Linked DNA regions of Homo sapiens: region 2 is linked to region 1. Evidence: chromatin contacts called from ENCODE Hi-C or POLR2A ChIA-PET data. All regions are on one chromosome and are shown on one strand. Each heading gives the region's core, a stretch centred on a gene start or an enhancer-like site at or near the end of the contact. The rest is flanking DNA. Distances are from core to core; before and after follow the strand shown. Region 1 has its middle 62 kb from the start of LINC01712. Region 2 holds the start of LINC01725 (long intergenic non-protein coding RNA 1725).

Region 1 (4,392 bases), core at 1,562-4,061:
TCTGTCTATGTTAGTCTAGTTGGTGTTCAGCAAGCATACCAATCTCACCCATCTTCAGGATTTTTATGCTTACTATCCTCTATGCCAATGCTCTGACCCTGGATCTTTGCATGGCTTGTTTTTCAAGATATTATATTAATATAATATTAATAGTTCATGTCTCAACTTATGTGCTATATCTTTGGGGAGTTCTCTATCTTCTCATCCTTCTTTATTTTCTTCACTATACTTATCACTATCTGAAAATGTATGTTTATTTATTTGTTTATTTACTGTTTATTCTGAGCCTTAAGAGGGCAGGGACTTTGGCTTCTTTGCTCTTTCCTTGGTCCAGGAACACAGCCAGAGTCTTAGTAGACATGTAATAAATGAGAATAATAATGATGATAGTCCTAATCCACATCTATTTCCTTCAGTAAGATAGATGCTGCTCACAATAAAACTGTTTTACTCATATTTTTATATGTAGCATTAAGTACTATACCTGAAATATAACATATACTAAATAAGTGATGAATGAAAGTAATGAGTTTAATAATTTAATGCTTAATGGTTTACAAAACACTTTTATATATCCCCAATACAGCTGATAATCAAAATAACCCTAAAAAATAGATAAAACTTCTCCCTACTTTTTATTTGTAAATACATTCCCTGTTTCACATAAATAGTTAGTTAGATGGTCTTCTTCTTTTTTTTATTTATTTATTTTTTTTGGAAACAAAGTTTTGCTCTTGTGCCTCACGCTGGAGTGCAGTGGCACAGTCTTGGCTCACTGCAACATCCACCTCCCAGGTTCAAGTGATTCTCCTGCCTCAGCCTCCCAAGTAGCTGGAATTATGGACGTGTGCCACCATGCCTAGCAAATTTTTTATTTTTAGTAGAGACGGGGTTTCACCATGTTGGCCAGGCTGGTCTCAAACTCCTGACCTCAGGTGATCCACCCACCTCGGCCTCCCAAAGTATTGGGATTACAGGCATGAGCCACTGTGTCCAGCCAGATAGTCTTCTTCTTAAGAGACTGGAAAACTAATTTTTCTAATACTAAATTTTATGCTCTTTTCTTTAGAAATAATGTAATAAATAAGCAGTTAAACTTCATACAAGTTTAAAAAGAAACAACTGGAGCTCAAAATGTATTTTTCTATTAATTATTCTACATTCTGGAATAATAATTTTTATACCAGTTGACTATATCTCTGGATGACTAAATAGTAATAATGAAATGGAGAATAGTGCCAAAATTGAGAAACTAAAATATATTTTAAACTTTACTAAATTTATAGTCACCACTCAGAGAGTGCAAGTGCTCTAACAGAGAAATGTGTTCTTTTCTATGAGATGTGGATTGCTTAAAATCTAGTTGAGCTAGAGCCTAGTTCCAAAAGAATTTGTTCCAAAAGCAACCAGGCATTTTTCAAGTCTATGCAGATTCCCTTTATGTATATATGGTTGGTGGAGGGGCAGTGTAAATATGGGGAGTGGTGATGATGAGCATACTGAATCTCTATACTCATCCCATCCCACTAATGCTTTGAACCCATTAATGTGTTAAATTTGAGCCTCAAAATGACCTACTGAGACAGTAGCTTTCTTGGATGAGATATGAAACATTCTTTGCCTGCTTTGATCATTGAAGATAGTCTTTTCAGAATCTGAAAAATTCATTCAGTTTATCTTATAAGATACATCTCTTAGGGGTAGCTTTGCCAATGATGAAATAATAGCATCATCCCTGTTGTGGGTTGGGGACATTTAGTCTTGCTTGTATCAAGGGAGGCATACATGGAAGATTTAGCAGCTATAACAAGAACCTTCTTGCCAACTGGGCATTTAGGAGAATATGGCCTGCAATTGAGCCAGAGGGACAGTGTTACCATGCTGAGTGTTTTACTATGATTTATGCATCTGTCTCCTCTCTGTCTCTCTCTCTCTCTTTTTTTTTTATGACTTCCCAAAAACTCAGGTTTTGTTCCAGTGTGTTCACTTTTTGGGAAATGTAGATAAGATTAAATTTCTTAGGCCCAGCTTCATGCAGGATGGATAGAATTCTGACTTGAGCTTTGCTGCAGCATTTATCCTTTGTACATGAGCTTAGGTGCCCTTAAGCATTTGGTACACTTAAAGTAAATCAAACAACAAGTAAATAATTTGAGCTCATCTGCCTGTTACTCAGACTCTTCAATAGGAAGTCCATGTTTTTTAACGTAAAAGCATTAGTGTTCAATGTTTAAATCTTTTGTGATATGTGTCTCCATGGCCTCAGAAACAGGATTTGAGGAGATTATGGAGGTCATGTGGTTTCCTTGATGTCTTCGGAGTGCCAAGGAAGAGAAAGGGAATCAGGATATTACTTTCCACGGTGTGGAACAAATTACATTTTTGTGCAACATTTTTATGAATTTTAATTCGAAAGTTATCTGCAAATCTAGCTTACCTCTTATAAACACGTTTTCAGAAGATAATTACTATTAGTAAGACTGCTGCAAAATACCAAGCAGAATCAGGAAGACAGGTATCTGACTTCAAAGCTATTCTTACTCCTCACTTCCCTTCCCCGAACTCTCAACTCCACCCAAAAGCAAGTCTCTTTTTAAACTCTGAGATTTCGTGCAAGTCTGGAGTCTGGCTCTGACCACAAGGCAGGAAATAGCTCATATGCAGCATCCAGAGAAGAAAGTTACAAGACAAAAAAAAAAGAAAGCCCACACATGCACACACACATTTCTTTTTTATCTGATACTTTACAAAGTTTATTTGGAAGAAAGGTTGAATTGCGCTTTTTGTTTGTTTTGTTTTAAAACTGCCTGTTCCCAAATGGCTGATGAGCATTGAGTTGAGATGAGGACAAGTTGGCTGTTAGCCTGAAGGCTCTTCCTTGTTGCACCCAAAGGGAATTGTAGAAAGATTTGGAATTCTTCAGATCTTTAGCTTAGAGACCATGGGTGGAGCCTACTTGCACAGCATTCAGCTGATGGTTGCTAATTAAATGCTTGCCCAGTAACTTCAACTGGCCAGACTATTTCACAGGAGAGGAAAAACACCCCATGAGGTAACTGCCAGGGAAAGAGGGATGTCTGGCAAAGCTTGCTAGAAACCAGAGGTGCTAGCTTGGAGTGTATTTCTCTCTGAAGAATAAGTGGTAGCCAACCTGGAATCTGGGTCAAATAAAGCATACTTTAAGTCCACCCATAGGAAAAGGACAGAATTGAGAGGAAAAAAGCTAAAATAGTTCTATTAAATTAACGAACGACAATTAAGTAAATAAAGTCAAACAGTTGTGATTTCTAACTTCATAGTTAACAGAAGTTTTCAAACCGATAAATTTAACTCCATTCTAGTTTAGATTGAGGTATGCATAAACACCACTTCTAATCCTTCCACAGTCTGGGACCTTGGCTGGGTCAGTTTCTATTTACACTGGAGTAATTATTAATAGCACCCTCTTCTACTCCCAAAAGAGTCCAAGTTTGGATGATAAATTTTATGTTCATGCTTTCCATGACCAATGCCTTGCAAGACTTCAGATGGTTTCTAGTGATATATTATAATGTGATAATTAGGGAGTCACTGACAAGCCTAGTAAGGCTAATTGTATCAAAACTTCTTAAAAACACAACCAGAGTGAAGAATCCAACAGTGCTTCAGCAATTAGTTGTAGTTAAGTACAAACCCAAAACAAATTAACTCTGTCATGAGATGCCAAAACAAGTTAATAAGTTATCTTAAATTGCACAAACTGAATTCTAATGTCCAGAGCCAAGGAACATATTGCTATCTCTTTTCGTGTTTCTGAATTGTGCCTCAAGAATAGTATTTCTTGCTAAGCATACGTTGCAAGAAGCACTAATAAACTGAAGCACGTGCAGAAAAACAACCACAAGGATGGAAACATTTTAGGAAACTATGGCCTAAGTGGTATAGTTGAAAGAGCTAACAAATGGTGCCCAAAAGGTAAGAAGGCTATCAAGTCCTGCTAGATGTCTTCAAATACTTAAACATCTGTTATATGAAGGAGAGAGCTGATTTATTCTGTAGATCTTCAGGTTAGATAATATGTTAAAGGTAAGCAAAAAAAAATCTATTCCGTACAAGGGAAAACTTTCTTACTAATAAAACCTTCCAAAAATGGAATGAAATATCTTTGGAGGCCATAAACATTGATAGAGGAGTTCAAGCACAAGCTAGATAATGTCTTGATAGGGATATACAATAAATTAATGTACCTCTTAGAAGCTAGAACTAAAGAATCCCAAACTCCTTTCAAATTCTGTATACTATCCTTCTAATGAAATGATGAGTAGGTAATTCAGAAAAATCTCTACCATGGCATTAATCACCATCACCATGTCTATATTTTGAAGAGTATTTGAATTGTTCACACTATCTCTA
Region 2 (4,667 bases), core at 1,076-3,575, 350 kb after region 1:
TTACCCATAAGTTCAGAGAAACAACTTCAGAAAACAACTGTTAGGGCATTTAAAATCTTAGAGAAGCACCTCCTATCTAGAAAACATGAGAGTTTAACTTCTGAAGCATCACGGTCTTCTGCAGCTCACATATGTGAACAGCATGGAAATAAACTCGTAATGCACGGTCTGGTAGCTTGCGCTTGCATTAGGTACAGCGCACTGTGTGGGGAGGATTATCAAGGGAAGGTTTGATTGACTATTACTCCAGTTCTGTCTATGCCCCCAGGACCCACTTGAAGACATTATACTTCAAGGTGACTATTCTGTTGAAGAGAACATAATATTAATTAATTAATGATTACATATAAATAATGGAAAAAGACTAATTGAGCGATAGTTCAGCTAAATAGCCCCAACAATGTCACCAGCAGTGACGGTACTGCTGAGCAACTGATAAACAGTACCAGCCATGGAGGGCAGAAACAGAGCCTTTTAAATTCATCTTTTCATGTATTTCCTTATAATGAAAGCAAATAACAAAAGCATGTTTTAGGCAAAAAGGTGTTAAAGAAAATATAATCATTGAACAGCAAGTGTTATTTGTTTACACAAACACTAAAACCTCAGAATAAAAAGATAGCTCATGATGTAGGATTGTTTCCAATTATTGGCAGAAGGACAGAAAGATCATCATATCAGTAACAAAGAACAATCATGCTGCAAAGAACAATCAATGGAAATGCAATTTTCAATGTTACAAATCATTAAGCTGAAGATATATGAGTATCAGTTTCAAATATAACATGTAATCAGAATCTGCTGTAAAACCAGATAAAAAATAACTTTGAAAAACTGTACTAAATCAACGAGTTATTTATTTACTAAAATAAAAATCTGACTTCTGGGTACAGTCATTCTGAAGGCTCTATCGTAGGGAATGAAAATGAGACTTCATCTCTTAACTTTAGAAATACAAAAATCTTCATAACAATCTTATGGGGACTATAATTATCATCCCCATTTCACAGATAAGCAAAATGAGAAACAAGGTATTAAGCAACTTATACAAGGTCAGCCCATTAGTAAGTGGTGCAGCTGGGATGTAAACTCTGGCAGTTTAGCTCCTGAGTCCAGCCTCTTAGCGACTACATTACACACCTCTCATCTGGATAAAACATAAAACTGTAGAAAATCCAGGAGTCCTTTCTAAAGAGAGAGGTTTTAGCTGGGTTTTGGAGGTACGTTGTCTTTTTTTTTCTTTTTGCCTCTTTCTACTATATGCCCTTATTTATAACCTAAAATATTAGATATGAAATTCTGCCTTCTGTTAAGCAAATGACCCATTATGCCTGATGTCCATAAGGGCCATTCCATCTGGAAACCAGAGCTAGTCCCTTAATTGTTCCATGCTAATAGTTAATAGAACATTTGATAGAATTCCTTACATATACCTTTGTTATTTAGCCTTATGACATTTCATTAGAATTATTTAGATGACTTTTTCCTGTACTAGAATTTGAACTCATGGAAAGTGAGGATGTTATTAATAATTTGTTTCTCTGTTATCTAGCATAGCAATTGACACACAGCTGACACTCAACATACATTTGTTAAATAGAAATTACATGCCACAAAGAAAGAAAGCCTGAAAGAAACAACCTTAGCCTGCATATTAAACGCACAGATAATTGCCTGTTTTACACTAAATGAACTTTTTAACAACAATGAAAAAAATTTTTGGACAACTTTCCTGACCTCTATCCTTTATTCCTCATGTAAAATAGGTCAAAAAGTCTGAACGATCCTTTCTCAGACATGTCTCCTGAATCTGGATCATCACCATGCCACCCGGGGTAGGCTCTGGTCCTAACCGGCCTGGACTCTGAGCAACGGTGTCCTGACTGCTCTCCTGACAACTGTCACTCCCAGGCCCGGCCACTCGCCGTCTCAGCGCCCCCTCGCGGCCCTTCTCTACCCACCTCGGGACTTCCCAGGCCTCCTGGCTGCGCCGCAGACCCTCCCCGTCCCAGATCCCGCCAGGGCCCACTCGGGCTCCAGCCGCTGCCTGGGACAGCCAAAGGCCGGCCCGGGCGGTTCTTCCCCAGGTGGTCCGGGGCGTCCCGGGCCGCACTGGCCTGGCCCATGGGCCCCGAAGAAGGCGCTCACCCAAGGACCACTGTCCGAGCGGCTTCCCCCGGCCCGGCCTGGTGCCGCGTCCCCACCAGCCCGGGGTGGCAGGTTCTACTCGGGAAGCCTGTTTTATGTCTTCTTTCACGCCCATATCACACCGACAAGGGTGAAGCTGTGGAACTTATACCTCGGCTGGGCCCCGCCGCCAACTCCTAGGGCACGGGAACTGCGCACAGGCCGGGGTTCCGCGAGGGGCGGAGCTTCCCGCTCTGCCCTCGGGCAGGTGAGCCGGAGCCTGGCACGTGGGCCTGGGTGTCCTGACAGCCCTGGCCCCCGCCGCCTCTGTACCAGGGAGAGCGCCTGGAAGGCGCCGCTGCCTCTCTCTCCCTACGTGCCCACCTGCCTCTAGGAACTGGTGAGTTACTTCAGTTCTATGTGAGTCTCCAGTGCCACAATTTAGTGTGTACACCAAACGGTGTTATTGAATAGATGAAGATGATTACCACCTGGTAATGAGTTTCCTTAGTCCCGTTCTTATAGAACCTGAAACTCAACGCTAACCACCCCCCCCCCCCGACTTAGAATCACAAACTAGATAGAATCTTTCTGACAATCGGGTGAGTTGGGTTTAATATGCAATGAGGAAATTATACTTTACTCCAAAAACTAGTGCTTGTTATTTTCCTCACAACAAAACTCTCAGATAGACAAAGTTGGCAACCCTATTCCACTCAGCTAGTCGATAAAAGAACCAGGATGGAACTATGATGGGAACCCACATCTTCAGCTTCCTATTGCAGTGTATGTTCTATTACATATGAAAAAGAGACAATAAAGTAGAGGATAAGTAGGACGCTAAAGAAGTAAGGAAAGGAGAGAATCCAGTGTTTGTAAGGAGCTTTGTTTTATTTTCCCAAAGCTTGGAGATTACTTGGCAAAGTGTGATGGTGCTACACAGCCCGTAAGAAATTTGTAATCACCCATCTAACAAGTACCTAGGCTGGATCTGCAAACTGCGTGGAAATTTCTAGCACGTGTGGGAAGAAGCATGATCAACATTTCTTAGACCATTTCAGGTCCGGAAGTGGCCCTCTTGCAGTTTAGCAGGACATATATTCTCAAGAGATTCTGAGTAGCCACAGAACTTACAGAAGTTGTCATTATTTACCTACTGCTCAGAAAAACAGGACACTGTCTGTGGGCCAATTTGCTAAGAAAAAAATTTAAATAATATGTAAATAAATGTAAATAATGTAGAAGCACAATCTGCCTTTGCTTTTTCTTATAAATATAAGAAAATATTTTCATTAAAATAACCAAAAAATAGACAAGATTTACCCAGCACCTTTAGAATGAAAGTAACGTGGCAGTGCTTCACTGGGAAAAAGTGAAGCTGAATGAGATGAAATTTAGAAACTGAGAAATGGTCAGGAAAAAACAAGAATTCAAAAAGCAAATAGAAGTATTATTTGACTGAAAAACCTGAGGCTAAAATATGAAATCAAGCTAATTTCTGAGGTATCTACTTATTCTTTGTTTCAAGACAAGTCTGACTCCAGTTTGGGGAGAGTCAAACAGAATGGAATTAGCTAAATTTGCTTATTTTTAAAACTCCCCTCAATTTCTCCCCCAAATTTGAGTTTCCCTTTGTACTTCTCCCATTATGATGTAGAAGATTTACTAAACAAATATCAATTTGGACTAAAATGATATTAGGTTTTGATGATCTACCTATTTTTAGCCTAAGGACTAAGTGGTTTTCTGAATTCACATTTTCATCGTTTTAATGAAAATGAGGCAATATGCTGAAATGGTATTTTCTTAGATTGTATTAAGGTTTATATACCTAGATTTTTCACATACACTGTGTCATATACTTTTCCTCTAAATCCAATATATTATGAACACACAGGTAACGTTTTTACTGCTAACAGCATGCTGTAGGTTTAAAAAAATTATTGTTTCTTGACCTTTTACAAGTTATTCTAACACTAACAGCAGCATAGCTATAACAGGACAGAACTTGACTAAATATATTAATATAGAGTTTTATTATCCTTGATAATTTTTCTCACTGCAGTGTCTAGTTAATACTTAAAGGGTTTTTGTATGTTTGCACCCATTCTTAGAGAGGACAAGAGTTTGAATTTGCATATTCTCACCGTATGTTTCTATTACAATATCAAAGATTGAAGGCTGCCTTAATAAAACATTTCAAAAACAATGAGAGTCCATTGCTGTGCAATAGTCAAAACACTACTCAGTCTAAAAAATCTTAGTATTTTTGATAACCGTATAAAATAGCACAATTTAGGTCACTAAGTGCCATCAGCATATACTCCCTAAATATACCAAATAGTGGTATATTTATTGCATTTTTAAAGAAGGAGGTTAATTTAGCAGTATTTCACATGGAACCATACAGAATGGAGTATGATAAAATTTCTTAAGGCCTAACATGTTGCTTAAAGAAAACTTAGACACAGAAAAAATATCTGACTTGATAAATGCTGTCTCTCACAAATATGACAAACTCTGAATAAATTCCAGCTTTG

The links. Hi-C counts contacts between places; a loop is a spot of excess contacts on that map. ChIA-PET counts read pairs that join two places held with the same protein, here RNA polymerase II (POLR2A). Pooled maps may share reads with other maps.
Region 2: a map of CD4-positive, alpha-beta memory T cell shows a loop between it and region 1 (10-fold over the local background). The contact joins the promoter of LINC01725 here to the enhancer-like site in region 1. A Hi-C loop is called at or near these places in 4 of 168 maps with a recorded cell type or tissue (B cell, CD4-positive, alpha-beta memory T cell, Right ventricle myocardium inferior and 1 more), 6 of 37 single-sample maps with no recorded cell type and 12 of 50 pooled maps. POLR2A ChIA-PET finds 5 or more read pairs at or near these places in 1 of 52 experiments (activated naive CD4-positive, alpha-beta T cell).

The regions. Positions count from the first base shown.
Region 1 is chr1:83,505,985-83,510,376 of GRCh38, forward strand. No RefSeq gene overlaps it. Among named protein-coding and RNA genes, the nearest start is that of LINC01712, 62 kb to the left of the region's middle. RefSeq lists an enhancer at 2,519-2,678. Within about 2 kb of position 2,812, at least 7 of the 41 ENCODE cell types and tissues checked have a DNase peak (open chromatin) inside an H3K27ac peak, as active enhancers do.
Region 2 is chr1:83,858,671-83,863,337 of GRCh38, forward strand. LINC01725 (long intergenic non-protein coding RNA 1725) reads right to left here and starts at 2,326. Exons shown (of 3, transcript NR_119375.1): 1 at 2,149-2,326. LOC101927560 (a long non-coding RNA gene) reads right to left here and starts at 1,876. Exons shown (of 3, transcript NR_119374.1): 1 at 1,738-1,876. RefSeq lists silencers at 2,005-2,184, 2,285-2,414.